Linked DNA regions of Homo sapiens: region 2 is linked to region 1. Evidence: read pairs that join two places in POLR2A ChIA-PET (ENCODE). Cell type or tissue: Panc1. All regions are shown on one strand. Each heading gives the region's core, and the rest is flanking DNA. Links, peaks and the distances in the headings are about the cores only.

Region 1 (16,646 bases), core at 7,387-12,386:
GTTTTGCTAAATGTTATCACTAGGGGAGACCAGGTAAAGCTACATTGTTTCTTCAGCTGATGTAAATCTACAATTATCACAATTAAAATTCTAACTAGCAAATAGATCAATAAAAAACATTTTCAACTTTAGCCATTTCAAAATAACAATGAATGTTACCTTCTTTCTTCTTTGAAACAGGACCACTCTTTTTTCTACACCACTTCTTATGATATAGCTTCCATTAAATACATTGTGAAAAACTATTAAATTTAAGCTTACGCATGAAAGAAGCCTTACAAAAGAGCAGAGATTATGAGACTTCATTTACACGAAGCCCTAGAACAGGCAAATCGAATGGACAATGGGGAAGAAAAACAAAACAAAACAACACAAAACAGGTTGCCCTTGGAGGTGGTAAGGCAGTGGTTGACGGGATGGAGCAAGAAAAAACTAGCTAGGTGATGGCAATGTTCCATATTATGATAGGAGTCCCAGGGACACAAGGATATGCATGTGTCAAAACTCAAGGAATGCACTGGCTGGGGCGGTGGCTCACGCCCGTAATCCCAGCACTTTGGGAGGCCAAGGCAGGTGGATCACCTGAGGTCAGGGGTTCGAGACCAGCCTGGCCAACATCGTGAAACCCCACTGTACTAAAAATACAAAAAATTAGCCAGGTGTAGTGATGGGTGCCTGTAATCCCAGCTACTCAGGAGACTGAGGCAGGAGAATCGCTTGAGCCCGGGAGGCAGAAGTTGCAGTGAGCCAAGATCGCGCCATTGTACTCCAGCCTGGGCAACAAGAGCAAAACTCCATCTCAAAAAACAAACAAACAAAAACAAAACACACATACACACACAAATACACCAATAAGATATTTGTACTTCATTGTATGTAAATCTCATATTTTAAAAACTAAACAAAATTTTAATTCATCTTAAATTACTGACTTTATATCTGGTACATTCTTCCACTTGAAGATGCTATGCCGTAAGATACAATGCTTTGGCTGTATCCAAAGTCACCAAACTAAATCATTTGGGGGAAAAAAATCTCTTATGGGTTCTTCTCAGGGAAAGGAAATTCAACAGAGTAACCATGAAGCAAATTCATATAAAAAGTATCATTAAATCAAACTAAATTAAATTAAAACAGACGTAATTAGGGCTCTCTGAAAGTAGTTTTGGCTAACACTTTGTTTACATGCAATATAGATGTAGCAACTACTGACCTCAGGCACTTTTAGCTGCTGTTACATTAATTATTACATGTGCTTTTTATATTCCAGCTCAAAATATCCTTTAGAGTCTGACTAACTAAGGTCTTTCTGCCAAGGTTACTTCAAATGAATCTCAGGTCCCACAGAAGAAGGAAAAAAATCCTATGAAATCCACATACTGATACAGATGTAACATTTTTCTTTTCTTAACCATGATTTTATTCTACTTAGAATATGCATTTATTTTCGTAAAATTAAAAGAGAGATGATGGGCTGTTCTCAATTACAATTATACCCAGTAGGCCCAACCTTTTCCACTTAACAGGCTTACACTGCAGACACACGTTTGCTTAATTGGCCACACAAGTCAAGACGCTGATGAAAATTATTTCTTGACCCCACCAACGATTCATAGAGAAGATAACATCAATGTTACAAATTTCTAGGGCCTACTGTTCATTTTGATCCTAAACTGCTCATGCCAGGCTCTATCTCTGTTTTTGTTTTAAAGTATTCTCAGATTGGTGGCTACAGCCTTCCCATCAATAGTCACATCCTTCCCTTCGTGAAATAATTTTCTCCTAGTTTGCTTCTAGATGTTACTACCAGTTTGAATCTTCACCCTTATTCATTCCTTCTCCTGATACTTCAGTACCACAAGCCATCTTCCATAAAATCCAGCACTCCTTGTTGCTACACAACAGGCCAAAGAATGACTTTATTCATGAATAAGTTCCAAACTCTTCTTGTATAAACATTGGTTTAAAAAACAAAAACTGGCCGGGCACAGTGGCTCACACCTGTAATCTCAGCACTTTGGGAGGCCGAGGCAGGCAGACCACGAAGTTAGGAGTTTGAGACCAGCCTGGCCAATATGGTGAAACCCCGTCTCTGCTAAAAACACAAAAATCAGCCAGGCATGGTGGCACGTGCGTATAATCCCAGCCACTCGGGAGGCTGAGGCAGGAGAATCGCTTGAACCCAGGAGATGAGGTTGCAGTGAGCTGAGATTGCACCACTGCACTCCAGCCTGGGCAACAGGGCAAGACTCTGTCTCAAAACAACAACAACAAAAAACTGGCCGGGTGCAGTGGTTCACACCTGTAATCCTAGCATTTTGAGAGGCTGAGGCAGGGGGATCACCTGAGGTCAGGAGTTCGAAACCAGCCTGCCCAACATGGTAAAACCACATCTCTACTAAAAATACAAAAAATTAGCCAGGCATGGTGGCGGTCGCCTGTAATCCCAGCTACTCGGAGGCTGGGGCAGGAGAATCGCTTGAACCCGGGAGGCAGAGGTTGCAGTGAGCCGAGATCGCGCCATTGCACTCCAGCCTGGGCGACGAGAGTGAAACGCCATCTCAAAAAAAAAACAAAAACAAAAAACCCTGTGTAAATCTTGAAGCAATTTGAGCCATTCCTTCCCAACACAAAGTTTATATATGATAAGAATTGGAGTATTCAAATCACACTGTGCCATGGCCACAAACTAGGAGGAGAAACAAAAGAATCTTTTTTTCCCTCTTTCTTTCTCTCTCTCCCCCTCCTCTTTACAAACACCTCTAAATGCCCTTGACTGTAACTACATTTTTGAAAAGCATATGCCCGTTCGCAGGAGGTAAAAGAGTACATTACACCATGAATGTTTATTTTTAAAACTCAGCATTTTTTCAGGGCTGAAAATCTATTCAGAAATCCCTTCCTCCTTAGGCTACCAAGCTTTATTCAGCAAGGGGGCCAACAACTGCTGATATTTCAAGAAATCTAATCTCTTAATGACTAGTGTCAGAGAAAGGAGAAGGCCTGTGAAAGAGTCATCCTTGAAAGACGCTTCATCTCAGGTACATGTGAACCCATCAATGCAGGCACAGTGTCGGGACTGCCACCAGCACCGCCCCAGCTTTCCGGGATCTGTCTGCCCCGGGTGTTCTGTCCCAGAAGATGAACTGTCCCTTCCACCACACACTCAAATTTTACACTCCCAAATCCTCCATCACAGTAAAGATCCTCCGTTTCCAAGGATAAAACCTCAGCTTCTGGGTGCTCCAAACACAGCAAGTCAGTCTAGTGTCTGCTGATGACTAAGGTGAAAATGGAGAGCTGCCGAGTGAGGAGGAGCTCGAGGTGGACAGGGCCACAAGCTGAGGACTACAAGAAGGTTTGAGTATGGGGTTAGATTTTGTCAATGATTACAAATGTGAAACACTAAATGGGGGAAGGAGGGCAACCTGGAGAGAGAGAATACTTTGTGCAAAGTAAAAACTGAAAACTAATACATTGTGTGCAAGAGATCGCAAACCAAGTCACTTGGCTTTAGCAGAGATTCTCAAGAACAATGGCACTGGCCAAGAGTATAATAAAATAGAGGGGAGGACAAGGTTTAGGGAGATGTTCATTTATCCATTAACCCATTAATTATGTCTTGAGCATCAACTCTGCACATGCTGCAGTTCTAAGATGCTACAGAAAAAAAATGAGAAAAAAACAGAATCTTCTTTTTCAAAGGGAATCTAGCACTCAGATAAAGAACTGATTCAAGGCCGGGTGTGGTGGCTCACGCCTGTAATCCCAGCACTTTGGGAGGTTGAGGCGGGTGGGTCACTTGAGGTCAGGAGTTCCAGACCTGCCTGGCCAACATGGAGAAACCTTGTCTCTACTAAAAATACAAAAATTGGCCAGGCATGATGGCGGGTGCTTGTAATCCCAGTTACTCAGAAGGCTTAGGCGGGAGACTCACTTGAACCCAGGAGGTGGAGGCTGCAGTGAGCCGAGATAGCGCTGTTGTACTCCAGCCTGGGTGACAGAGCAAGACTCTGTCTCAAAAAAAAAAAAAAGAATTGATTCAAAAAATATTCTGAACATAAATTATATCATCGTAATTTCTTCTGAAAAACCACAATAGAGTTTTTCAATTCTTTAAGTTAGAAAATCTGATCAAATGTAGGTGGATTGAGGAAATCTCCTCCCTCCCCACTGAAGCTCTTTATCTCGTTACTGGCAAGTTAGGTATTGCATGAGAAAGATGTGAATGGAAACATCAAGACCCACTTGGTAGAAAAGAAATAGATTTTTTTGCTCTTTTCTGTGTGTTTATGAACAATTACTTTCCTTAAAAATTAAGTATAGCAGCCAGGCATGGTGGCTCATGCCTGTAATCCCAGGATTTGGGGAGGCCAAGACAGGTGAACCACCTGAAGTCAGGAATTGGAGACCAGCCTGCCCAACATGGTGAAACCCCGTCTCTACGAAAAATACAAAAATTAGCCGGGCGCCTGTAATCCCAGCTACTCAGGAGGCTGAGGCAGGAGAATCACTTGAACCAGGCAGGCCAAGGTTGCAGTGAGCCGAGAACGCACCATTGCACTCCAGCCTGGGTGACAAGAGCTAAACTCTGTCACACACACACACACACACACACACACACACACACACACAAATTAAGTATAGCTCAACAAACAGCTCAGACACAAGGTGCACTACTAGAGGGTTGCCCTTCAGCCTCAGGAAGCCAGGACAGATTGAGCATTGTTCTCTGCCTTACCGGAGTATGCAGACCCAACCAAAACCATGCCAACGCTGGAGTCCATCATTAAGTCCGACCTGGGGAAAAGTCTTAAGGAAAGAAAAGGTTCAAGGACTGGAGAGAGAATGAGCAGGGAAGGCAGCGAGGTTTTCCTGCTGGAAAACAAGCACATATAGCCCTCTTGGGTGTTGTTTTTATTTTTATGTTACAATGGATTTTTTTTTTTTTTTGAGACGGAGTCTCGCTCTGTTGCCCGGGCTGGAGTGCAGTGGCGCGATCTCGGCTCGCGCCCAGCCACAATGGATTATTTTTCTTCCAGAAATGTCCTCTGCTTTTGGCAAGTAAATCACTTAGATAGGATATAAGAAGGATGAAGGTGACTGGAATCAAAGAAGTCAGTGTATTGCCCATCCCTGTCTAGTTGGTAGCAGTGCGAAAGCCAATGAGGTAACACCCCACACAGTGCAGATGCCCAATGTGTCCCTGTCCCTCGCTCTCACTCGTTCAACAGGGCTATTCATGTAGAAAGCAGGACTTACGGCCAGGCACAGTGTCTCACACCTGTAATCCCAGCACTTTGGGAGGCCAAGGCGATGGATCACGAGGTCAGGAGTTCGAGACCAGCCTGGCCAACATGGTGAAACTTGTCTCTACTAAAGATACAAAAAAAATTAGCCAGGCGTGGTGGCGGGCGCCTGTAATCCCAGCTACTTAGGAGGTTGCAGTGAGCCGAGATCAGGCCACTGCACTCCAGCCTGGGCAACAGGACAAGACTCCGTCTCAAAAAAAAAAAAAAAAAGCAGGACTTATGCCTGGACCTATTGTTTGGCTTGAGGTTTAAGGGAAAAGATCACATAGCACCATCATCTCATTTCACAAGAAGTCACTGAAGTCAGAGAGGTTAAAACGACTTGCCCAAGACAGACGATGGCAAGGCCAAATTTTGTATGGGGAATGGTCTCTGAGGTCTTCCTCCAGTGGGACAGGTCAGCTCTAAGATCGACAAGTTCAGTCAGGTGGGACTTACCCGGATGGCATTCAGAGTGGAGAATTTACAATTGCCCTATGCAGCATTCCCATTGTACAGACGAGGCAACGAAGGTACAGAAAGGTTAAGTGATTCACAAGGACAAGGGCTGAACTTTGGAAGTTTGACCTTAGAGTGTGAACTTGGGTCACAGTGTTTTCATCATAGATTCTCTAAGCTCTATTTCGACACGAGAATCAGTAGTGATAAAGGAAGCTCCTTGTTGGTCTTAAAAGGTCTCCTGCTCATTTTACATTGTCATTTCAAATAGATAGTATTACACCTACACACACACACACACACACACACACACACAATGTATACTATATCATGTTTATTTGCCACAATCTACAGAACAGAGGCAGAGTGACTCTCCAAAACTCACTCCCCAAATGAGCTACTTTTGTTAGGTTTCAGCGGATGGTTTGCTATGCTATTCATCTAGTTAGTAATTCAGTGTTCCTACAATTCACTTTTAGGTATAAAGTACTGCATATTCTACCCAGAATATCTTCATTCAGCCCCAGACATTCACTGACTATCCAATAACAAAGAATACTTTGGAAATAACTGATATGTTCAAGAGTAACAAGTGATGGTCACTGTTACAGAATTTTGAACTTATAAAGCATGACACAAAATGAAAGACATCAGAAATAGGCAATAATTTCAGATATTTATTGACTTGCACCCTGGAAAGGATTTAGGGATAGAGTAGGAGATGGAGGGAAATACCAAGACAGAACAGGAAGAAAATAAGAAATGCAAATATAGGCAAGAAACAGAAATATATAAATGACATATTATATGCTATCCCACCACATGTTACAAATTGAGAAAGCATAAAAACTCTGGAGACTGTTTTCCCCCTAACCTTTGAAAACTGGGCAAACAGGAAAAAGGGGAGAGATGTCTATCCAGCATAAGATTCTAATTTCTAATATGTGTGCCTTTAGAATCAAAAAAAAAAAAAAAAAAAAAAAAGGCCAGGCGCGGTGGCTCACACCTGTAATCTCAGCACTGTGGGAGGCCAAGGCAGGTGGATCACAAGGTCAGGAGTTCAAGACCAGCCTGGCCAAAATGGTGAAACCTCGCCTCTACTAAATATACAAAAATTAGCCGGGCGTGGTGGCGGGCACCTGTAATCCCAGCTACTCGGGAGGCTGAGGCAGGAGAATCGCTTGAACCTGGGAGGTGGAGGTTACGGTGAGCTGATATCGTGCCACTGCACTCCAGCCTGGGTTACAGAGTGAGATTCCATCAAAAAAAAAAAAAAAAAAGCCGGGGAGGAGGATTGTCTGAGCCAGGCAGTTGAGGCTGCAATGAGCTGTGATTGTGCCACCGCACTCCAGCCTGGGTGACAGAGTGAGACTCTGTCTCAGAAACAAACAAACAAAAAAAAGTGGAGGCAGCAAGGGAAAGTTAAATAGTTTTCATTTCATTTCTATTATGTAGCACATAAAAGGTGGATCCAGGGCTAAAATGCACCAGTACCTAAAGGATCTACTCAATTCACCAACCTGGGTAGTGCCACTTCTAGTTCAAAGGTTCTCCCAATCAAGATATGGAAGAAACATGTCCCTCTGTACTATGTGTCAAGCACAGTTTCATCATTTCAGACTGCAAATGTTTGAGCCAACAACTGAGCATCACTGCTGAAAAGTTCTTTCTAGGCAGCACCTTTTTTGGTAAGAAAAATCTCAGCAGTTCGTAAGTGACTTTAACTTGCCATACTGTATTTTAAAGACGTATCTGAACAATTAAAAACACTGTATTGCAAATTGAAATTTCTCTTGCCTAGTTGCAAATTTTATTGCCACAAATGGGGTCCCTAAGAAGCACTGTCAACTTTATTGGCGACTTGTTGCTCCCTGATTGTGAGTCATCCTCAATAAAGTAATTCAGGGATCATCTCCTCAGTGGAGGAAAAAGGAACACGGGCAGAAACAACACAATGGGGTGAGAGGAAAATCCCAGAAGGAAAAAAACCAGAAACATAATATGAGCAGGGTAAAAGAGTATGTCCTTTAAGTCAAAGAAAAAGAATCACTGAGCAATGCAGTGAGAGATTTACTTATTTATTTATTAATTTTTATTTATGTATTTACTTATTTATTTTTTAAGACAGGGTCTCTCTGGCGCCCAGGCTGGAGTGCAATAGTGTGAGCACGGCTCGCTGCAGCCTCAACCTCCTGGACTCAAGCAATGTTCCCACCTCAGCCTCCTGAGTAGGTGGAACTAGAGGCACGTGCCACCAGGCTCAACTAATTTTAATGTTTTTTTCTTTTATTTTCTTTTTTGAGATGGAGTTTCACTCTTGTTGCCCAGGCTAGAGTGCAATGGCATGATCTCAGCTCACTGCAACCTCTGCCTCCTGGGTTCAAGCAATTCTCCTGCCTCAGCCTCCCGAGTAGCTGGGATGACAGGCATATACCACCATGCCATGAGAATTTTGTATTTTTAGTAGAGACGGGGTTTCTCCATGTTGGTCAGGCTGGTCTTGAACTCCTGACCTCAGGTCATCTTCCCGCCTTGGCCTCCCAAAATGCTGGCTGGGATTACAGGCGTGAGCCACTGTGCCTGGCCATTTTAAAAGTTTTAATAGAGACAAGGTCTCACTATGTTGCCCAGGCTGGTCCAGAACTCCTGGGCTCAAGCCATCCTCCTACCTCAGCCTCTAAAGTGCTGAAACTACAGGTGTGAGCCCCTGCACCCAGCAAAATAATTATTTAAAAAGGAGAAGATGAAGGAGACTACCACAGTAGGCAAGAAATGCCCTGTTCTCTAAGTAGAGCTCTCTGGGAGGAAACCCACAGCTCCCAGGCTGGCCCCAAGTGGGGTGAGGTATACATAAAATTGAAAGCCTTCCAAATATGAACAGACCTAAAACAAGAATAACTTTTTGAAGTTTTGTAATTCCTATATTAATATGAACCACGTCACAAAAATAGGTAGAACAGAGAGGAAGATATCCTTATTAAAGTATTTTAATAAAGGTTAGATGTTCTAATTATAAAAGATTTGCTTGCTCATTGTGGAAAACTGAGGAAAGAGAATGTAAAAAGAAAACAATTTTAAATGCTCATAATCTGGCGTGGCAGCTCACGCCTGTAGTCCCAGCACTTCGGGAGGCCAAGGCGGGTGGATCACTTGAGGTCAGGAGTTTGAGACCAGCCTGGCCAATATGGTGAAATCCTGTCTGTACTAAAAATACAAAAATTAGCCGGGTGTGGTGGTGGGCACCTGTAATCCCAGCTACTCAGGAGGCTGAGGCAGGAGAATCACTTGAACCCAGGAGGCAGAGGCTGCAGTGAGCTGAGATCGCACCACTGCACTCCAGCCTGGGTGACAGAGCAAGATTCTGTCCCCCAAAAAATTAAAAATAAAAGTAACTGTTCATAATCCATATTCAACTACTATAAACTCTCTGGCATGGTTCCTTCTAAACACTCGACAGTGTACTTTTGCATAGATAATATTGCACATGCAGTCTTGTATTTTCCTTTTACATTTTCAAATGTAAATTAAATTTAAATTTAAATGTAAAACACTGCCTAAACAGTTGTAATGTTGAATATTATTTTCTCATGCACTTTCATGTATATAATTATTTCTCCATTAGATGATAGGAATGTTGCCTCCCCCCATTTAAAAATCTTTTTGTATATAGATTTCATGTGTCAATGATAAAAGAACAGAAATAGGTAAATCTTTTGTGATATACAAGATGTACATTACTAAAAAAGAAATGTGAAATATAAAAATGGGACCCAATCATTTCAGTAAGTTTTATTACTAATATTAATCATGTTAATAGATAATTAACGTTAACTTTGACCCTTTAAATTCTGTGTTTTATATTCTCATGGATCCCAGACTGCATCATGCCTTTAATAGTGCTCTTTAGAGAGAATGATTTTTCTTTCTAAAACACATCTAAGTATGCTTTGTTGAGTAGTTTCACTGTAAAAGCAAATACAAGTGGGAGGATAAAAAGAAAAACAATTTCAAAGGAAGGAAGGAGAGAAGGAAGAGAAAAGAAAGGAGGAAGAAATTTCGTTAACCATATTCTAAGGCCTATACCACCATTAGTAAACTGTAGATATATTTTAATTCATTTCTCATACTTCTCCTTGAAAAGCATATCTTCCCATGTTAAGCGGAACAAGAACTCAAGTTCAGATTTAATAGAGTGCAGAGGGGAAGGCTGAGAGTGGGTGCAAGAGTTCACGAAAAAAGCTGGAGAGAGGATGGAGGGCCAAGCATCCAGTTTATGAGAGAGGAAAGGGGCTGCAGGATCACGCTCCTTTTGTAACATCCCCCTGCGTTTCTGGTCCTCAACTCCAAGTCTGCAGGGTGCGACCAGCCCCAGAGCCAGCAGAGCTGAGATAGACACCCCTCCTGGTTTAGCTCTGCTGCGCACACCATCCCAAGACCTGTGGGGTCAGGCCATGCGGGCAGCTCAGCAGCCACAAGGTCATGGCTGGGTTTGGCATGAAATGCTCACACTCGGAGTGAAAATAGGCCTCTGAAGAAGGATGAAGCAACAGCCAAGAAAGAACCACTTTGCAAACAGACTTCCGAGGAGAATGAGCCTCTTGAAATCCTCTGTGCAAAAGTTCACACCATAAAACAGCTGCTGCTTAATGTCTCCGGCTTCTAATGAGCCCCGAGCTCCCGGTTTGCACAGAACTTCCTGGCGAATGGTGTCCAAGGTCCTTTGCTCTTCCCCGCGCCGTTCAATCCCGTAAGTGCTCTTGGTCAAAAACTAGGTCATAAACTTATCCACTGAGAAGCGTTTACTGTTGTTTCAAATGGCGTATTCTGTTCAAGAGGTTATGATAACAAAAGAAGAGCAGCAAACAGGCTTTCAAGTTGGGGCATGTGGTTGCCAGGTTAAAAAACTGGCTCCTTACCTTATCTTAGTTCAGCTCTTTTAGATTCAAACTACTGGACTCTGGCCATTTTCTGGACTGATACAAATCATTTCTAGAATGACTAGATCAAATTTTATTTACTCTGTTTCCAGCTTTGAACTAACAGTTCCAAGCCAAAAAAAAAAAAAAAAGTTGCTGTTTCAGAAAGTATTGGCAAGATTCTCCCACTACCAAAGTTTACAGCATGGTTATACCCTGCCCCAGGAAGAAGGATGTGGCGGGATGGGGGTAAGGGAGGGAGAGAAATGGAGGAGGGCAGCTGTTTGTTCAATAAACTGCAGCAGAAAACCGCCCACATCCCATACTGTTTCTTCCACACCCCCAGCAGAGAAGCAGGAGGTGGCAGCATGAGAAGTCATTCCTCCAAGGCGAATCGTGCTGGCTGGCTGGCTTTCTGCACTCCCACATAACTGACCACGGTCCTTTCTGATTCACCCATGGAGCACAAGGACAGAAGCCAAAGGGTTTGTCTCTGCTTCCTGGGATGTTGATTCCTGCCCTGATGGAGCCCAGGAGATTTACGCCTCCTCCCCACCCATCCTCACCCTCACGTCCAACTACCCCACCCTCCTTCCCCAGTGTTTCTGAGCTCTAAGGCACACAGGGCTGCATTACAAAAGTACTCAACTAAAAGGTGTATATTTTGCATCCCACACCTTCCAAGAATATGCTGAAACTCCTCTCCACAAAAAGACACAGCTGTGGTCAACAGTCCCTAGGCTCCCCAAAACAGCATGTCCTCCACACTCAGCAACCAGGCCTCTGCTTTCTCTTCTGGAGTGGGAAGGAAGGAAAGGAATATGAGAAGGCAGGGTAGAAGAGCTGTAGCCCACCCCTACTCAGCCGGCTGGAAAGCTCCAATTTGTTAACCTAGAAAACCCTGGGGCATTGCAATCAAAGAGTGGCTCCACCCAAGCAAATAACTCGGATTATTTTTTTCCCTACTAGTGGGCAAGAAGAGAAAAGGGAAAATAAGGACAAATGTGTTCAAAACAGAAATACTGCATAACACTAACTTGGCTTTGGGCAAGGACCAGATTATAGGCCCAACACCTCCATTTCTGTCCAAGTGGAAAGAGAAACTACAGGGTGCAACCTTAATCCAGCTGCATGAACTCTGTTGCCCAGAGACTCTGCCAGCCCAAGAAGATCAACATAACCCCAAATTGCTCCTCAGTCCCCAGCTGGCCTTTTTTTTTTTAGACAGTTTCACTCTTGTTGCCCAGGCTGGTGTGCAATGGCATGATCTTGGCTTATTGCAACCTCCACCTCCCAGAATCCCAGATTCAAGCTATTCTCCAGCCTCAGCCTCCCAAATAGCTGGGATTACAGGCATGCACCACCATGCCCAGATAATTTTGTATTTTTAGTAGAGATGGGGTTTCACCATGTTGGTCAGTCTGGTCTCGAACTCCTGACCTCAGGTGATCCGCCTGCCTTGGCCTCCCAAAGTGCTGGGATTACAGGTGTGAACTAGGCATGTGGCCTAGTTCTTCAGGGTTTTTAAAGTTCTTTTTGGTAAACTGATTCTTTGTAATATACTGGTCTTAATTATAATTACCGTGGAAAGATCATTTAGCTTCAAAACTCAATGTGAGGTGGTTCTGTGTTAGAGTAGACTCTGCATGTGCATGAATTTTTCTCCTAAAAAGCCTCTCAACCCTTTCTCAAATGACTAAACTGTGACCAAAGAATGGGAACTGATATTGATGTCACAGTTCGGTTAATTGTTAAAAATAAATAAATCCAGGTTTTAGGTAATAAAACCTAAGACCAATAATTCATCTAAGACCAATGCTACAACATGTTGTCCTTTGCCAACTCTAAACGGGAAATACAAGCTGGCACAAGATGGGCACTAATCAAAGTCCTTACGTATCTCTAAACACAGGTTCAATATGACCTAACTCACATTAATTGCCTTGAAGGCTCATCTGAATTCCATGATTTAAATTTAAAAAAAAAAAAAAAAGTTGAATTGTTTTGAAAGGCGTAGAATGCCAAAAGTTGTTTACAGTTTTCGTCAGGTAAAAAGATATAACTGGCCAGGCGTGGTGGCTCACGCCTGTAATCCCACCACTTTGGGAGGCTGAGGCAGGTGGATCATCTGAGGTCAGGAGTTCAAGATCAGCCTGTCCAATATGATGAAACCCCATCTCTACTAAAAATACAAGAATTAGCTGGACGTGGTGGCATGCTCCTATCATCCCAGCTACTCAGGAGGCTGAAACAGGAGAATCACTTGAACCCAGGAGACAGAGGTTGCAGTGAGCCGAGATTGCACCACTGCACTCCAGGTGCAACTCCTGAGCAACAAGAGTGAAACTCCATCTAAAAAAAAGTTTTTTTAAAAAGGCCGGGCACAGTGGCTCACGCCTGTAATCCCAGCACTCTGGGAGGCCAAGGCGGGCGGATCACCCAAGGTTGAGAGTTCGCGACCAGCCTGACCAACATGTAGAAACCCCGTCTCTACTAAAAAATACAAAATTAGCCGGGCGTGGTGGCGTATGCCTGTAATCCCAGCTACTCGGGAGGCTGAGGCAGGAGAATCGCTTGAACCCGGGAGGCAGAGGTTTCAGTGAGCTGAGAACGTGCCATTACACTCCAGCCTGGGCAACAAGAGCGAAACTCCGTCTAAAAAAATTATATAAATATATATATATATATATAACATAGCCATCGTTAGTATAAAAATTGTACTTTTTATTTTAATTTTTTTCAGACTGAGTTTCACTCTTATTGCCCAGGCTGGAGTGCAATGGCACGATCTCGGCTCACTGCAACCTCCGCCTCCCGGGTTATAGCAATTCTCCTGCCTCAGCCTCCCGAGTAGCTGGGATTACAGGTATGTGCCACTACGCCAGGCTAATTTTGTATTTTTAGTAGAGACAGGGTTTCTCCATGTTGGTCAGGCTGGTCTCGAACTCCCGACCTCGGGTGATCTGCCCGTCTCGGCCTCCCAAAGTGCTGGGATTGTAGGCGTGAGCCACCGCGCCTGGCCAAAAATTGTACTTTTTTTGTTGGGGGACAGAGTCTCACTCTGTCTCCCGGGCTAGAGGACAGTAGCGCGATCTCAGGTCACTGCAAGCTCCACCTCTAACCAAGTTGTGGGAAACAGGAAATGTATTGACATTAATTGCCTTGTAGGCCCATCTGAATTCTTTGAGATTCCTCTCTTCCCCTCCCTGCTCTTGGCTTGCTCAGTGTTCTTTTACCTCCATCGTCACTGTGTAAGGAATTATTGGCAACTAGGCAAGAATGTCTATGAGCCTAATTTGAACTCTGCTGTCTTTCCGCAAAGAAACCAGAATCTGAAACTCTTACATCTCAGTGAGCCCCCAGAACAACCAGGAAAAATGAACTCCCAAAGGGGGAAAAATACCCATAGATTCAAAAAGAGATGAGTATACGGTGTGTTTCCAGGTCTAGCTCCACATGGCCTTTATACGCCAAGTACCACGGGATTAATGCTTGGAATGCTCAACATTGGTTATGCATAGGATTAGATTTATAAATATAAATGAGTAATACTTTCAGCTTATCTTTTCTAAAAAGTACTGACATAGCTGTAACAGCCTTAGCCACCAATAAGAAACTGCCTGTTAAAGTGAATATTCTTGCTAGTTTAAAATAGTAGCTCACTCTGCCTGACAAAACCATTTACAACATCTATAATATCTACGTATTCAAACTGCCACAATCATATAATTCATCAACTGAGAATTACCACATATTCTACCAGCATGCGGAGAACCTTTTAAGTATCTGGAAGGACCTAATGAAATGTACATCCTAACCCCAGAAAAGATGTAACTTCTTCTATGAACAATGTTCCACTCAAAATACTTTGAGAGGGGCTGGGCACAGTGGCTCACGCCTGTAATCCCAGCACTTTGGGAGGCTGAGGCAGGGGGGATCAACTGAGGTTAGGAGTTCGAGACCAGGCTGGCCAACACAGTGAAACTCCATCTTTACTAAAAATACAAACATATTAGCCAGGCGTGGTGGCACGTATCTGTAATCCCAGCTACTTGGGACGCTGAGGCAGGAGAATCACTTGAACCTGGCAAGTGGAGGCTGCAGTGAGCTGAGGTTGTACCACTGCACTCCAGCCTGGATGACAAGAGCAAAACTCTGTCTCAAAAAAAACAAAACAAACAAACAAACAAAAAACAACTTTGGAAGGGAAAAATAAAATGAAACACAAGTTCTACAGACACAAAGTTAAATGTGATCATTCAAGGTCCACCCGGCACATGTTCCTTGTATGTGCCATGCTTTTGGTTGGCCATGGCTCACAGTTATCTAAGAATTTACTATATTCAAATGTAGTTTTATGTTTGCCCAAAAAGTACAGCTACGTGTTTTCACTTTCCAGATATACGGCTGTCCTCCACTCCCTTGGGCTTCTCACATGACGAACTTGAAAATAAGTTTCTATGAGACCAACTTGTCCACATCTCTGGGCCTGTTCAGTCAGAGACAGATGTGTAGTGCTCTACAAGAATGGCTACCAAGGCCGGGCGCGGTGGCTCACGCCTGTAATCCCAGCACTTTAGGAGGCCGAGGTGAGCAGATCACCTGAGGTCAGGAGTTCAAGACCAGCCTGGCCAATATAGTGAAACCTCATCTCTACTAAAAATACAAAAAAAAAATTAGCTGGGCATGGTAGCAGGCACCTATAGTCCCAGCTACTTGGGAGACTGAGGCAGGAGAATCACTTGAACCCAGGAGGTTGCAGTGGGCCAAGATCACGCCACTGCACTCCAGCCTGGGCAACACAGTGAGACTCTGTCTCAAAAAAAAAAAAAAATAGCTACCAAAAAAATTTAAAGATTGCTGAGCATGGTAGCACACACTGGTAATCCCAGCTACTCAGGAGGCTGAGGAGGGAAGATCACTTGAGGCCAGAAGGTCAAGGTTGTAGAGTGCCATAATCACACCCGTGAATAGGCACTGCACTCCAGCCTGGGCAACCTAGTGAGACTCCATCTCTCACACACACACACACACACACACACACACACACACAAAGCTAACGGTCTCTAAATTTAAGAAGACACAGAAACAGGTCTGGGCACAGTGGCTCACACCTGTAATCCCAGCACTCTGGGAAGCCGAGGCGGGTGGATCACAAGGTTAGGAGATCGAGACCATCCTGGCTAACACGGTGAAACCCCGTCTCTACTAAAATACAAAAAAAAATTAGCCACACATGGTGGCAGGAGCCTGTAGTCCCAGCTACTCGGGAGGCTGAGGCAGGAGAATGGCGTGAACCCAGGAGGTGGAGCTTGCAGTGAGCCGAGATCGCGCCACTGCACTCCAGCCTGGACAACAGAGCGAGACTCCATCTCAAAAAAAAAAAAAAAAGAAGACACAGAAACAAACATGATTGGAGGAATCTAGGGGGAGAGGCAGAAATGAATGAATATTGGCTTACTAGATCTCCTTTTAACCAAACTCATTAGATTCTCAGGCATAAATGTTGCTTTTTAAAAACCGTGTCAAGGTACATCATGGAACAGCATGTCTCCTATTCCTACCATTTCAGATAAAGTCTGGTCACTCTTTAACTTCTCTACTTGACCAGAATATGTGCTTAGCTCTTAACATTAAAATTAGGAAATCTTAATATTGGCCTATGATATCTCCTCATGTTAAAAAATAAAATAAAAGGAGAATAATCGTACATGAACCAAAAATGCTTACGCTGTAAGAAATACTACCAGGAAATGACAAATTTTAAATCCTTTATAATGTGATTATGGCTACTAGCATGAAAAGGGATTATTCATAACTGAAATAGAAAATTAAGGAGCAAAACTCTTGGTAAGACAAAATACAAACCAGGCTGGCAGCATTTCCCTACCTGAAGAGCACTCATCAGTCATTCTGACTGTCTTGTGATAATGCTTCAGCAAACCCACCAGTGAAATGAGCTTGTTGCCAATTCCTATGA
Region 2 (16,646 bases), core at 7,505-12,504, 1.1 Mb before region 1:
CTTGAATCATGTCTTGAATGTCTTTTTTCCTCAAATTAAAATTGAGCCCTTTGCTTTAGTTTTCTTCTTAAGGTCATCTGTGTATCTATGTGTGTGCGTCTGTATGTTTTAATGATTTGTTTGGTTTGAGCCCCAAATGATGAGAAACCCTCTGAACTGTTATGTCGATTCTCTTAGTGAAAATAAATGTCGGTCAGATTCAACCAACCACTCTTGTAGAATACCTGTGATATGCCAGACACACTTTACATGAACCCCACCACATATATGGGATGTTCTATTGTTACCTATTAAACAATTTTCCCATAGATAGCTTATAAACTAAAGAACTGGGAATTCAGGGCCTTTTTCACTACATCAAACCTGACAAGGCAAAGATTTCCATTCCTTAAAGTCTTTTCAGGTCATTTGTGTATTTTCAGCATTAAAATGTAAGTTAAACCCATTTTAAAGAATCCTAATTTTTTAGACCTATAGTGAAATACGACAAATTCAAAAAATTTTTGGGAAATAGACACACGTGCATGCACGTATACACACCCTGCTGTGAGCTCGTGTGGCTGCGGGTGGTTAGTCAAAGAGGAGCATTGTAAAAAGTATGTGAATTGTTTTTAAGAGTGATCACCACTTTGCAACAGGAAGCGTTTTACTTGCTCTTGTGCTCTTTTTCTTTCTCTTAAACAAAAGGGAGATTGTTTATAACCACTCAGATATATTTTGTAACACATCATTAAAATGATCCAACCCAGGCAGCTCACAAGAGCCCATTTTTTAGGTAATGATGAACTTGCAATACACAGAAGCCAGACAGGTTATTCTGCTGATTCAGTCAATTTTGTGGGCCTGGTATGCACATAGTTTTCTCCTAAGACAAAATCAATAATTTTTAAAGCACCAAAATTATAAAGAAAAATATCCTGAGACTCCAAGTTAAAGGGCATATCTCAATATGGATTTCTCTCTGCATCAGATAATCTAAAATGATAGTGGAAACAAACTAAATGGCAGTGATCATTTTAAAGTGCATTGTATATCTAGTTTAATTTTTCTAACATGGCACTATCTTTAAGATTATAGATTATACTTTAAAAAATGATTTCAGGGGAAGAAACGTGGCTATTCAAAGCATCATATCTTAAGTTCACTCTAAATGTGACTATTGCATATAATAATAAAGACTGCACCTAGACATTTAGCTTTGAGACTTCAACTCAACACTTCCTGTCTCTGGTGTTTAGAATAAATTGCAAATGTGCATTACCTTGTGTACATTCTTTTTTTCTCTTCCTGCCAACAGATGGATTCTCCCTTCTGTTCCTAGATACAAGAGATGTCATCAGCTGTTATGGGGAAAGACAGTTCCTAAATTCAGATCTTAAAGGAGAAAATCCTTTTACTTCACCTTTAGTAAGGATTTCATTTGTAAATGTTCCCGTCAATTGAAACATACTGAGGAAGACAATGACTGAACACTGCCGCAAAACAATGTGGCAGAAGGAAATTAGGCAGTGGCAGAGGCTGGAAATGCTGAGATTTGCCATCTATGTAGACACATATGTTTCGAGATCATAAATCTCTCTCTCAATTTCGTCACTGGATAAAGGTCACCCACTTTTACATATTCCACCCAGCCCTCTTTCCATTTAAAAGGATGGAGCTCAATCCCAAAATGAATGAAAATGTCTTGAAATATGACTAAACTAAATTTCACAAAAGAAAGTAAATGCAAAATCATAAAACCCACTAAGAAAGAGAGAGAGATCAGGCTGGGCGTGGTGGCTCACACCTGTAATCCTAGCACTTTGGGAGGCCGAGGCAGGCAGATCACAAGGTCAGGAGATTGAGACCATTCTGGCCAACATGGTGAAACCCTGTCTCTACTAAAAATACAAAAATTAGCCGGGCGTGGTGGCATGCACCTGTAGTCCCAGCTACTCGGGAGGCTGAGGCAGGAAAATGGCCTGAACCCAGGAGGCAGAGTTTGCAGTGAGCCGAGATCGCGCCACTGCACTCCAGCCTGGGCGACAGAGAGATACTCCCTCTCAAAAAAAAAAAAAAAGAAAGAAATTTTATAGAAGTGACTTTATTTTTAATGTACAGTTTTGCCTTTATTTCCTATATTGTTTACTTGGCATTTAACTTGTGCTGGCCAGTTGTGTCTTGTTCTACAAGTAAGAATTTGGACGATATAAGAAACTGAGAGTGCCAGAAGTTACCATGTGTTTCGGCAAGGAAAATTTTAAAGATATAAATAAATACCATTTCACCGAGTAAACTATAAGAACTTTGGGGACAAATACATGTCTATTATTTTGTTATAACTTTAGTTCCGGCTGGGCACGGTGGCTCACACCTGTAATCCCAGCACTTTGGGAGGCTGAGGCGGGTGGATCACCTGAAGGTCAGGAGTTCGAGACCAGCCTGGCCAACATGGTGAAACCCTGTCTCTACTTAAAATATAAAAAATTAGCCGGGTGTGGTGGTGGGTGCCTGTATTCCTGGCTACTTGGGAGGCTGAGGCAGGAGAATCTCTTGAACCTAGGCGGCGGAGGTTGCAGTAAGCCGAGATCAGGCCATCACACTCCAGCCCAGGGAACAAGAGTGAAACTTCATCTCAAAAAAAAACAAATAAATAATAAACCTTTAGTTCCAAGCACAATGACTTATAGAATACAAAAACTTAACTATTTAATTATGAGGAAATTGATAAGGAAGTATTTATATGTGTGGGTTCGGAGGACATTTCATTTGTAATGTATATTTATTATTATTCTCTCTAATAAGATTTTATCACCAGACAGGATTTTGGAAAATATCGTTCACTCAAACAACATGAATGAGGAAGGAATCCTGGCAGGTTTGAAATACTTGGATTCTGTAGATTTCTTTAAAAAAAAATAGCAAAAATATGTATGCCTATAATCACTTTAGAGTAAAATGTTTAAAAAAATGCACACAAGTAAGAGAATGGCCTTTATTTTTAAACATGTATTTTAGGTTTTAAGAATACATAAGCATATTCCATCTGTTGGGATGTATAGTTTGTTTGAGTTCTGCCATGGAGTTTGAAAATGGAGCAGTATTTTGCTCTCCTTTCTCCATTGGTTAATTTACTAGGTGACATTGGGCAAATCCATCGTCGTTCCTTTATGTCAACATCTTCACCTTCACTAATGCGTATTGGGAGCCAAGGATGTGGTAATCTATACCTTCAGATAGTGACAAAGAGCATAATAATCTTCAACAGAGGAGGAACTGTACTTTTTGTATTATTAGCAGCAATATATCATTGAGTATTTTTAGGCAGTTGGGGTGCATTTACTTCAGGTGGTTATTTGGGGGTTGTTCATTTATTTGTCTTCATCTTATGAGTTAACACTGCCAAAATTTACATGACTGAGGGGAATTGTTCTAGATCCAGTCTCTTACCTCATGTTCAATGCTCTTTTGTTCCCTTATAACATGACTTCAAGATTTCCATGGGGACACCTTAAGCCGCAGTCATAAATTTGGGAACTATGTCATTTTTTTTCTATGTAGGTCTCTTATCAATTTTCCATTAATAAAAATGAATTTAGAAGATAACCTATATCAATTTTCCATTAGTAAAAATGAATTTAGAAGATGAACCAAACAGAAAATTTAGAGGGCAGTATAGACTAATAAGGCTACAAAACAAATACTGCGTTAAGTTCTCAGCATTTCAGCTAGCTACAAAGCTCACTGTATAAAACATAACTTATATAGAACTTGTATTGTTCTTCCTCTCACTCCTATTTCCGCTTTTAAAAATAATTTTATACAATTGTGTTAGTTCTTTAAAAATAGCCTCAGATACCCTTATATTTTTCTTGTCTCTAAACCTCACTAACTCTAAAAATAAACTTACAAAACCACACACACAAAAATGGAAAACTCAAAAACATTCAAAGATGTAATTCAACAAGGACAGAATGATGCCTTGATCCCCTGAGACGGCTCTGCCTTAGCTGCAGTAGAAAAAGTTGTAAAGGCAAGAATGGTGGGGAACTGGAGGAAAATTAATTTTGCACCTGCGATGTCTTGGGCAGTTGGAGCTCAGTTTTATAGGATAAAGTAACATCAGTTGAATTACTTATAGTAGTGTCATTTCCCATGAAATTTTGGTTATAGTCCCCACTTCACTTGTATGGAAACCCATTAGGGCTATTTAGATATAACCACCCAAAGAACATTTTTCATTTTTACATTCAAACCTGGTCTACGTAGCTGAGACTGCATAATTTATTTCAGGTCATTTTTGATCCTCTGTGAAGTATGGAAGTGGTAGAGACTTTTGAGTCATGCATTTTGCGTGGCTGGTAGTGAGGGGAAATCACTCAATATGTGAATAAGCCCATTACAAACAGGACAGTGGCTAGAACTCAGGAGGGAAAAACAATCACTTACCCTTAAATCAGGACTATCAAGAGAGTAGAGCACTGAATCCTACAGTTTACACAGAAAAAACATTTTGAGAGTAAGAAGAAAAGGCTCTGTATGAGCATCCAGGTTAGCTTGGGGCCTAGGGTCACAAATTTATTCTTAAAAGTGAAAAATAGTAGGAAAAGAAATACTAAATGCAAACTTTCCTTACTTTATAATTTTGCCTTCAGGTAGCCTGAAGTAAAAAGATCCTTTGAGATAATTATGCACTTTGAGTATAGAAAATCTTAGTACAATATTTAATATATTCATGCTTTTTTTTTTTTTTCTTGAGACAGCGTCTTACTCTGTCACCCAGGCTGGAGTACACAGGGTCTTGCTGTATCACCCAGGATGAAGTGTAGTGGCATGATCACAGCTCACCGCATCCTCCCACCTCAGCCTCCTGAGTAGCTAGTACTACAGTTTTGTGCCATCACACCCGGCTATTTTCTTTCTTTTTTTTTTTTAAGAAATGGGCCTCACTTTGTTGCCCATACTGGTCTTGAATTCCTGGCTTCAAGGAATCCTCCTGTCTCAGCCTCCCAAAATGTTGGGATTATAAGCATGAGTCCCCACACTCAGCCAGTATTTAACTTATTCCTATTGGAAAACAAAACAAAACAACAACAACAACAACAAAAAGAAACAAAAAAACCTTGCTCCTTGAACACTTAGAACTATACTGTTCCTTAATATATGTTAAATTAATTTTAATGTATATCAAAATGTCTAGCCAAAAAATCCTCTAACTTATACATTTATTGCCTCTCTTTTTTATTCCATATCTGTTTATTCTAAGAGTTTGAATTTCAAATATTATGTGTACACTTAGTAGTAGATGTAACTGTTTTATAGTTTATTAACTTCACACTTACTTACTTTACGAAACAAAATTTGGTGAGATAGAAGGCACTTATTATTGGCTGCACAATAGGATTGAACAACCAGTCACCTTATATTAAGCTAAATCCCTGGTCAGTATCAGAGCTCCTCACTTATGTCCACACGAACAATGTGATATGGCAGGCTTTGCCAATAATAAAACTCACAAACAGATATTACAAATTTTTTTGAGCATGATCTACAATGGCTACTTCAGAGAACTTGACAATCAAAATGTATTTAGTACTTAGGCCCAGATTTTGCCTAGATTATACAGGCAGTTAAGACCTCACTTTCAGTCCTAAAGGTAAAGATTGCACAATTGTGAAAGTTTGGCATCCATCAGGGCACCTTCAGGGAACAAATGGGGTGAAGCCAAATAGTCTGTGGTTGCGACCCAATTGTTTTCCTTCTTGAAGTTTCTCATACTAAATTTTTCCAAGTAATGATTCCAAGTTTTAGCAATTATTTGCTTACTTCACAGTGAAAAATCTTAAACTACAAGAAAAAGCATGCTTTATTTCCACCCCATCTCTATAAAAATGTTTACACTTACAGATTCAGTATTCATCTTGAACTTTCCATCATTGCTTCTGGCCTTGATGATACAGGGAAGGTTATTGTTAACCTCTCAATGCACAGATATAGTTTGAAGTTAAAAATTTTCTTAAACATATGCAAGAGAATTAAAGGTATTATTTCTTCTGATAAAAATCAAAGTTTCTTTTTTATGTAAGCAAGTGATAATTAAGAGTGATAACATTTCTGAGTGCCTATATCATACGTTTAAAAGTAATATTTGGCTGAGTGCTGTGGCTCACGCCTGTAATCCCAACACTTTGGGAGGCAGAGAAGCAGGTGGATCATTTGAGGTCCGCAGTTCAAGACCAACCTGGCCAAAATGGTGAAACCCCGTCTCTACTAAAAATACAAAAATTAGCCGGGCGTGGTGGCCCTCATCTGTAATCCCAGCTACTCGAGAGGGTGAGGCAAGGAGAATCAATTGAACCTGGGAGGTGGAGGTTGCAGTGAGCCGAGATCGCGCCACTGCACTCCAGCTTGGGCAACAGAGCTAGACTCCATCTCAAAATAAATAAATAAACAAATAAAATAAATAAAGGTAATATTTTAAATTTCCTAAACTTGATTCAAGAATAAAACATTTCATTCTTACTAGATTCTCCTAAAACAAAAACACAAGTGTATTTGTTAGATCATTTTCATTACCCCATTGCATAATTTAGTAAATTGCATTTAAAGAGTTAGGTGACTGTATGAGTTCCTCAAAGTTGAATGGGTTATTTAGTTTTAGTTCCCAGAATCCCCAAGATGTAGAAGGCATTTATAGCTAATCTCAAAATAAAACAAAATTTCAACATCATCTCTTATTTAGAATACTGTTTTCTGAATTGTCAACAATAAACTAAGTAACATTAAATAAAGTAAGCTTAATTTTAGATCAGTAATTGTAAAGGGTTAATACAGTTGCAAGTACTTTTAAGGCAGGTAACATGGATTATGTTAAGTTGACTAAGAGATAAATAATTTGATATTTTAGTCATGGTTCTTCACTAAATCCAACAGTGATCTAAGTCTTTGAAAAGTAAAGGAAGGTTGAATCAACTGAAATATGTTGATAATCATTTTAGTAATGGATATTAAATTAGGTTACATATGTGTGTGTATATATATGTATATATAAGTGTATATATATAGTATATATATATTGCCCCAAAGATTCTTTATAATTATATAATAAAGTTATTAGATCATGTATTTGTTTCCTATTGTCATTGTACCAGATTATTACAAGTTCAGTGAATTCAAAGAATGCAAATACTTTAACTTACAGTTCTGGGGGTTAGAAGTCCTAAATGGGTCTCACAGGGCTCCAATCAAGGTGTGGACAAGGCTGCATTCCTTCTGGAGGCTCCAGAGGGAAATTCCTTGTCTTGACTTTCCCAGCTTCTAGGGGCTGCCCATATTCTTTGGCACCATCTTGAAAACCAGCATTGGCATCGCTCCTAACTTTTCTTCTATTGTCACATCTGCCCTTCCTCCTCTGACTCTTCTGCTTCCTTTTTAGATTTATAATACCTTTTTGATTATATTGGGCCCACCAGGGGCCCAATCCAAGCCCCCCCCCGACCAATTTTGATAATCCAGGATCACCCCCTGTCCATTTTAAGATCCATAACTTAATCACAGCATGTGATGCTTTGCCTTACATGGAAAAGCATCCCCTTTGCCATGTAAGGCAACAGAGTCACAGATTCTGGGGACTAGCACATGGACATCTTTAGGGGTCATTATCTGGCCTACCACCGACTGGCTGTATTGCAGGTGACTAAGGTCCTACAAGGTAGAAACATATGTAGAAAATTATGCTGGAATTGAAATAAAATGCTTGAGGGTAGAAATGCTTCCACTGAGGCCTGGGCAAAAAGGTTTAGAGTGTGATCAGTATGTAGTTTATATGATCTTTCTTTTGAGCAAGGATTTTAGCAAGGGAGGGAGACCTCATGTAAGTCTCCACCTCCACAGGTGATTTTCTCCTTCCTATATGGGGATCAAATGCTTGCAGGTTCATCAAAGCTCAAGCAACATCCTTTTATGCCATCTGGATGATTCAGAAATATAACTAAACTATTTATAACTCATTTTTATATTCCTTAATCCAATGAGTATTTAGATGTCATATATTAAACAATGTACATCTATCTACTGCTTGCATTTCTGTCAAAATGGGATTTTTTTCACAAATGCTTTAAATATTTTATAGCCAATTGCCATTTTCACCCTAAGTTGAAAAACTAAAAGGAAATATTAGAGATGCCAGTGCAACATAAATGAGTCATCTGAATGTAAAATCATCACAATAAGATTATGAACAAAAAATATTTTATCAATAACAATTTTGATAAATATAACATTCTAGTAACCTTTGACATATCACTTCATCCTGGAAATTTTGACCTTTGACTGTGTCTCCTTCTCACCCAAGGAAAGGGAAAGAAAGAAAGGTTTGCACATTTGCCATTGCCTATTGTGATTCAAAGGCATTTGGAACAATAGCAAGTTAAGAGAGCTGCTACTTGGTGATGGCCTGTCCTATTGACCTTGAATGATCACCGTGGGGTCTTTTTCTCGAGCTATCCTAAAGGGTAAATCAGAGTTTATCAGGCTCATTAATCCAGGCTTCCACTGGGGCCTGGGCAAAAAGGTTTAGAATGTGATCAGTATGCAGCTTTCGTGACCTTTCTTTTGAGCAAGGGAGGGAGACCTCATGTAAGTCTGCACATCCGCAGGAGGTGGCTTTCTCCTTCCTATATGGGGATGAAAAGAATGATACCGAAGTCAATTCAGCAGAGAGAGTGACAAGGTCACTGTGACTGTATTCCCATGCCAGCTGTTCTCAATACAGCCTGAGTGGGTGCACCTTTAATTTTCTGATCTTCAATCTCTTTAGTGTGGATGTATTTTTATTAATAATTATGCTGGATATCTTCATCACTTTTCCTATAAAGTAGTCTTGATACGTAGTCAAAGAGGAAGGATTGGCATTGGATGATTAGGTAATGTCTTTAATTCACCGGGGCTATCTTTATTTTCATATTTACCACTTTTATTGAGACATACGATACAAAAATGGAGTAGGGAAATCCAAGTCTTGTTTGGGTACAGTTGAGGGTCAGGTGTGTAGAACAAAACCAAGTTTTTTTTCTGCATCTTTATTTCCATCTGTCTCTGATGCTGCCATACCTCAAAAGGACAAATTCTTATTTCTGGTGAAGGAGAGTCCAAAGACGTGGAATATATTAGAAATAAAAATCCCCTGGATGAGGGGCAAATCTAAGACAAAGCCAACTGTTTTCTTTATGTACTGTAAATGCTTCATTAAAACATAAAGTAGGAGAAATCAAATGATTGTATCACATATGAAGCCTTGGAACTTCTGTGAATCTTGTCAACATTTAGCATCAGCTAGGACAAATAAAAAATGTCAAGGTTTTGTATCATTTAAATTTAGGCTTTATTCTACTAAGGAGGAATGATTTCTATGGTCAGGCTGACCTTCTGATGATTACACAGGTATCTGTAAGAGATGTATAAGCGAGTGTTGCTGAGTCTCTCCATATTATGCTCACTTTAACAAGAGTGTTTTTAAAGGAGCTCACATGATTTGGGGCAAACCAACAGGGCCTTATTGTACAGATATGAATAAGCTACAACTGCTGAATGCTATCATATTTGCTTTTTAGTTAAATATGCACACAGACACAAACACACAACCTAATTTTGGAGCATTTGGGGTAATTTCTAAATAATTATAAGATTGAGTGCTCTATTTATTATTAACGCTGAATTATATTCAATAACGGTAATAAAATTCAGAGTGCCATTCTTATTTTGTAAGAATTAACAGTCTAGAGAAGAATTTAAAAAGCTTGTACATTCTGATTTGTCTCATATGTAATAAATGTATGGAAAAAGCTGTATTGGAAAGCTGTAATGAATGAGCTACTCAGGCCTGTGCAACCTGTTTAATCCACTCTCCCATCACAGCAATAGACTCAGGTATTGGTGCATGGCCAAGGTCATTGAAAGGTAAGAGGCAGTAGTGTGTGGATGAACCAGCTATAGAGTGAAAGAGTGAGGGTGGGGCACAGAGTGGGGAAGCCCCGATTTGTTGAGTTTGCTGGTTTCCCAAGGAGAAGATATTTCCACTGGGGTGATTTCAAGCTACCAAATTGACATCACTGAAAATGAAGTTTTCTTTATGGTCCTCCAAATCTGTTGGTCAGTATCATGCCCTGAGGAATAAAATGTGCTTTTCTCTTAGGCTATTATATTAGCCTATTATTCAAAACACTTTTGACTGGGCGTGGTGGCTCAAGCCTGTAATCCTAACACTTTGGGAGGCTGAGGTGGGTGGATCACCTGAGGTCAGGAGTTCAAGAGCAGCCTGGCCAACATGGTGAAACCCCATCTCTACTAAAAATACAAAAAATTAGCCAGGCATGGTGGCAGGTGCCTGTAGTTCCAGCTACTTGGGAGGCCGAGGCAGGAGAATCGTTTGAACCCGGGAGGCAGAGGTTGCAGTGAGCCCAGATCACGCCATTGCACTCCAGCCTGGGCAACGAGAGGAAGAGTCCGTCTCAAAAAACAACAACAATAACAACAAAAAACACTTTCTGCCCATGCATAAGCTTCTAAGTGAAATATCCCTACTCACCACCCCTGAAGACATAGCTTGCACAAAATAATAAATACAAAAAATTAGGCAGAAATGGATATTGACCAACAGTAGTCAATGTACTAGCTGTAAAGAAATTATAATAAAATAAGCTAGGCCGGTACCACTCACTTTCTCCGGGATTTTAATTGAGAAGTACAGAGAAAATCAAGCCATTAGTAGTCATTGCTGAAGGTCAAAAGAGGCACAGAGAGAGAAGCTATGAAGTCGTGTAGGGGCTTTAAGGTGGAGAATATGGCAAACTAAAGCTAAAATATATAGAAACTCAGGGAAAAAAGACATTAAGATACAGAGTCTCATTTACTCTGAGAGATATGGATAAGAACTGGCTCCTAGACCTTCTTTGATTCCCATCAACACTCTTATTCCAGATTTGGATCACATATATTCTTAAGAGAAGCTCTCTTTTTATTAAGGCCACTTGAGTTAGAATCTTTTTAATTATAAAAAGACTTTGGGTAAACATTTAAGTAAACAAAAAGACTTCAAGTAAAACAAATTTGTACCAGGAATTGGGCTTAAGCTAGTGGAAATGGTGGGGTAATTGGAATTACTTAGGCCATTATAATGGCTTTGCTTCTGGAATGAAATTCTGATATTTCATGCTATATGTTGCAGCTAATAAAGTTATATTCTGTGCTTTCTGGAGAAGGGGAGCATCATGACTTTCTTCACTGTAAAAAAAAAAATGTTAGGCGGCAAGTTAATCCTCTTAAAATTACTCATCCCCTTAAATATCCTACCATCTCAAAATAAATGACATTTTAGTACCAGCCATGAGAACCATATGTTACAAGGTAATGAACTATTCCAGAAAATGAAATATATGTTTAGGACAAGAGCAAGTGAATGGTACATGGCATCAGGTACAGAAATAAAGGTTTGTGTCCCATTTTTCCCTTTTGCAAAAGTTGGTTGTTATAACAGTTCTAGTTATTTCCCACTATTGTATATCAATTGTTTAGCAATGTTTGTTTACTTTACAGATTGCAAAGAGGAGATAAATAAAAACCCAATATACTTTAATGGTACTATTTAAAATAACAGCTAGTTTTCTATGTGACAAATATTCTTCTAAGCACTTTAGATACATAGATTCACTTAATCCTCTCAAAAATCTAAAAAAGGTAGTTGAGGAACATACCCATTTTACAGACTAGGAGACCGAGGAATAAAGAAGTTAAGGTAATTTCCCTGATATTATATATTGGAGCCAACTTTCATAGCCAGACAGCCTAGCTTCAGACCAATAGTTTTTTGGGTTTTTTTTTGTTTTTTTTGTTTTTTTTGTTTTTTTTTTGAGACGGAGTCTCGGTCTGTAGCCCAGGCTGGAGTGCAGTGGCACGATCTCAGCTCACTGCAATCTCCGCCTCCCTGGTTCACGCCATTCTTCTGCCTCAGTCTCCCGAGTAGTTGGGACTACAGGCGCCCGCCACTACGCCCGGCTAATTTTTTTGTATTTTTTTTTTTAGTAGAGACGGGGTTTCACCGTGTTAGCCAGGATGGTCTTGATCTCCTGACCTCGTGATCTGCCCGCGTCAGCCTCCCAAAGTGCTGGGATTACAGGTGTGAGCCACCGCCAGACCAATAGTCTTGACCATTGCCCAGTGGATTCCAATATCATTAAATAGTCTTTGATGTGGCCTTTTGTCATTTCTTCTGGAGGCACTAGATGGAGTTGACACAAAAGCATCCTATTCTTAAGGTATCAATGTATTTACAATGCATGTGATAGATGGAATGTGTCAGATGGGGACAACTTTTGAATTGGATGAATGGGATGTAGGGAGTTTGCTTTACTAATTAGCAAGAGTTAAGCTCTATTAGATATGTTTCATACCTTGTTCACCATGGCTACGTTCCTTACCAGGAAAAACTGCTTCATAATAATTTTAGTGCACAGGTTTCCACCTCCTTAGTGATTCCCACCTAGGCCAAGAATGAGACACTGGACTCAAAGGCAGCCAATCCAAAAGCTGATGAGAAAACTGTGATATGGCCTGGCTTACAAAAGATGAGCTCAGCAAGTGAGATTCTCTTGAAAATCAGAACTAGGAAATTCTAAGAGCCTGAGTCATTTAGCAGGAGGAACCAAAGTTAAATGTTGTAGAAATCAGCCTGGAAACATGATGATGGGCTTTGCCAAAGTTATGAGGTAACAGAAACTATGAGTAAGCAGAGCCATTAGGTAGAAAAAAAAAATTAAGTACAAAGTAAGGAAACTATTTTTTTCGTTGGACATTAAAAGCAGGCCTGGGGGAATATTTGAATCACATCATACACAGCCGACTGTACAATGAAGACCCCCAAAGTATTGCTGTTGAGGTCTCTAGGAGTATTATGAGTCTAGGAAGGCCTTTCTCTTAGAGACTCTAATCGAAGGTGGCCATGTCACTAGATCCTGTTTACTTGGGGTTTTTTCCCCTTGTAAACAAAAGCTTCTTCCTAAGACATTAAAGATATGTTCAGAATTATTCAGAACCCACTTTTCTTGTCTTTTGTAGCTTCTAGTAACTATTCTTTCATAGCTCCTCCAAGGCACGGGTTAGTAACTCACCTTTGGAGTTAGTCAGTGACAACTTGGGCACCTCTTAGAATGGCACCATCACGTGACAGTCTTTAAAGAAGTATCTTTTGTTATCCAATACTTTCAACGTGTCTGGACTTCAGAAGACGAAAGTGAGTTGCATTATAATAATTAGCTGCAGGAATAGTATAGAAAGGTGTCTCTTGCAAGAACTAGAACTTAGATATGGAATCAAAAGGAGAAACAAGCTTGCAAGAATCCATGGAAAAACTAGACAAATATTTGGACTGATTTTAATCATTTCCTTCGTTCCAACTTCTCCACAATAAATTAAATAATTAAACAGAATCATTCATTTATTTATCAAAAATAAGGCAACTGAGAGCTTATTTTTGTTAACATTTTATCATGTTACATACTAAGTTCTTTTTTCACCCTGACTATTCTCTCCTTAGGAAGCTACACCTAGGCCATTCTCTCCAGATATTTGTTTTTTTTACTTCTAGCTAGTACCTATGGCTAGACAAGTAGATAGCAAGTTGTCTGTGGCGTTCCTTTGGAGTTACCTTACTAATTGTGTCTAACCATATTACCTGATTTTTTTCTTCTATTTTGAAGTTTGTGATTAACAGTGACCTAGCTTAGGAAGATGTAAGTTAGGCATAATAATAATAATATAATGTGGTTTGAAATTTGCAAAATAATTTTAAATCAAGTATTTTGTTTTCTATTGTGATAACTAATTTCTGAAATGACATGGCATTTATTACTATTTCCTTTTCGGGTGTATTGATAAGAATGGTTTCCACTGTAATTGACAGAAACCTAAACACAAAGTGGGCAAAACAATAAAGGAGCTATTGGACGACTGAAAATGATCTGGCTTTAGGCATTTCGATTGGGATGCTACATCTCTCACTCTGGAATTCTCTGGTTCCATCCTCTTCCATGTTTTGGCTTCCCATGAAGGTGACTTTTCCATTTGGCAGCAAAAGGTTGCAGCAGTCACAGGCCTCTTATCTGCTAACCTAACTATCTGCTCATCCGACCACTTGCTTGACCTGACCAAGGGGCTTTTCTTTCCCCAACTATGGCACTGAAGTCCTAGGCCTCTATCTGACCAGACCAACTTAGGTCAAGTGGGCAGTCCGGAAAGAGTTATCCAAATGCCAAGCACTGAGCAGTTTAGGCCTGGGTTAAGTGTTTGTCACTGAGCCAGTCATTGTGAATATGGAATTGGTTTGAGCTGAGTGGATGAGGCCAATTGCCCCTGGAGATGCAGCAGGGGAATGTGATCCCATCCTAATTGCATGGCTGGTACCTGCGACAGTATGCTGAGATGGCTACTTCCAAAAGATATACTATGACAGGTGAGCAGGCAACCAAAAGTGTGGACTCCTGAGAATATGATTTGGATTTCTGCTTTCTACTCTATTTATTTGACTCATAAAAGTGAGAATACTACTAATACTTTTCTCTCAAAAAGGGAATGATGAATCTCTGCCATGTAATTTGGTAAACTACTATGTTATGAGCTAAAAGGCAATTTCATTAGCTTACTATGGTTGATGTTGTGTCTATTATTAGTTAAATTATTTTTTAGAACTTAAAGATAGTCCGGGCATGGTGGCTCACGCCTGTAATCCCAGCTCTTTGGGAGGCTGAGGTGGCTGGATCACCTGAGGTCAGGAGTTCAAGACCAGCCTGACCACCATGGTGAAATCCCGTCTTTACTAAAAACAGAAAATTAGCTGGGTGGGGTGACGGGCACCTCTAATCCCAGCTACTTGGGAGGCTGAGGCAGGAGAATCGCTTGAACCCAGGAGGCGGAGGTTGCAGTGAGCTGAGACTGCAGCATTGCACTCCAGCCTGGGCGACAAGAGTGAAACTACTTCTAAAGAAAAAAAAAATACAGAAATAAGTCAGACATTTAATAAGAACTCTCGTTTCTTATAAGTAAATCAAATGCTTGTGTAGATATTCAATTTCACCAGAATTTTCCAGTGTGTTTTGTAACATGGTATAGAAATCTGAAATGGCTATTACTAAGATATAGATAATCCTGTCATCAAAATATTTGGGAAATGTTAAATTAGACAAGAGTAAATCGGTGTCCTTGCAATAAGATTCTCAGAATCTTTAACATGCCAATATTAAATGTGAATCTTTAAGAGAGAGTCATATTATTGCTGAATTTGTCATATAAATTTCATCATAAAATCATTTAGTGGGGATAAAACATTAGAAAAGTAATTCTTAACTGAAGGTAATTTTTTCTCCAGGGGGCACTTGGCAATGTCTGGATGCCTTTGTTTCTTGCCACAAATGGGTAGGTGTTATTGACCTCTAGTAGCAGGATGCTAAACATCCTACAATGCACAGGACAGGCCCTATACAACCAAGAATTACCCAGCCAAAAATATCAAGAGTACCACAGTTGAGAAAACCTGTTTGAATTAATGTGATATGAAATTAACTCTGCGAAACACCGATTTAGACAGCTGATGCCAGATTTCCTACTTCTAAAGAATAGCGTAATCATCTGCTTTTCCAATGGCTCACCATTCACTTGGCCTTTATTCAACATGAGGATAGACACCTTAGTATTTGAAGTGTACCAAAGCAAAGCAAGGCTAAATCCTAAAATATGTCCAAAATATGCCTAACAGGGTTACTATAATAAACTATGTTTATTAAAAACGATTAAAACCTTTATTATTACGCTAAAACCTTCATTCATCTACTATCGTACATTTTATATGAAATCAGTCAAATTATCCTTCTCAAATAGCAGCAACTACATACTAATACCTTACATTTTGAAAACCACTGTATCCTTTCCACACAACTTTCATACCTCCATTCTGATTCCCTATATCTTCATCACATCCTTGAGGCATAGACTGATAAGATAAAATTACATAGGTTTTGAAAGAGGAATATTTTAATGTTTAGTACAATTTGATTCTATTCTGACAATCTCATAGAATAATTCAAATAGGAAGTTTCCATTAGTCTTGTAAACGTCTGTTCAATAAAGTCAATTGCTCTGTGTGAGACTTTATATTTAATAAATATTAAAACATATTTAAGAGTAAATACTTGATTTTAAAACAAAGTTTTCTAGGATTTAATCTATTAGATTAAAATAATAAAAAATTGAGACACAAAAAGTTGACTACATTCAACTATTAAGAGGAATTTAATCAGAATTGAAACTTGCTAATAGCTGTATGTGAGTGGATATCCTTAAGATGTACTGATACCATAAGATTACAATGAGTTTGTGATTATTTGGCCATTCTCTGCCTTGCTTGTTTGGGAAATTCCAGTTTTAACATAGACATAAACCTAAAGCTTTAAAGACAGACAAGCAAACACCACCGCAAATAAACAGAACAAAACCCTGTGGCATCTCTTAGATATTGTCCTCAACCTTCCAAAGTCAAATCACACAGAGAAACTGAGGTAACAGAAACATTGTTACACATGAGGCAGCCGAAACCCAGAGGACCTGACAGACTTAACTGTCAG

What was found. Peaks named below come from ENCODE experiments on the same cell type or tissue, not always from the same donor. Only the 100,000 strongest peaks of a DNase experiment are listed, where the experiment ranks them.
Region 2: POLR2A ChIA-PET joins it to region 1 with 10 read pairs; 2 of 35 experiments call an interaction of 5 or more read pairs at or near these places.

Annotation. Positions count from the first base shown.
Region 1 is chr6:21,802,651-21,819,296 of GRCh38, reverse strand. It overlaps CASC15 (cancer susceptibility 15), which reads right to left. Exons shown (of 12, transcript NR_015410.2): 4 at 16,557-16,640. Among named protein-coding and RNA genes, the nearest start is that of CASC15, 140 kb to the right of the region's middle. In Panc1, for the core only: no CTCF peak of the experiment used is centred there; no DNase peak of the experiment used is centred there; H3K4me3 peaks cover 1,368 bases; H3K27ac peaks cover 5,000 bases.
Region 2 is chr6:22,888,682-22,905,327 of GRCh38, reverse strand. No RefSeq gene overlaps it. Among named protein-coding and RNA genes, the nearest start is that of LINC03005, 180 kb to the right of the region's middle. RefSeq lists an enhancer at 8,147-8,749. In Panc1, for the core only: no CTCF peak of the experiment used is centred there; no DNase peak of the experiment used is centred there.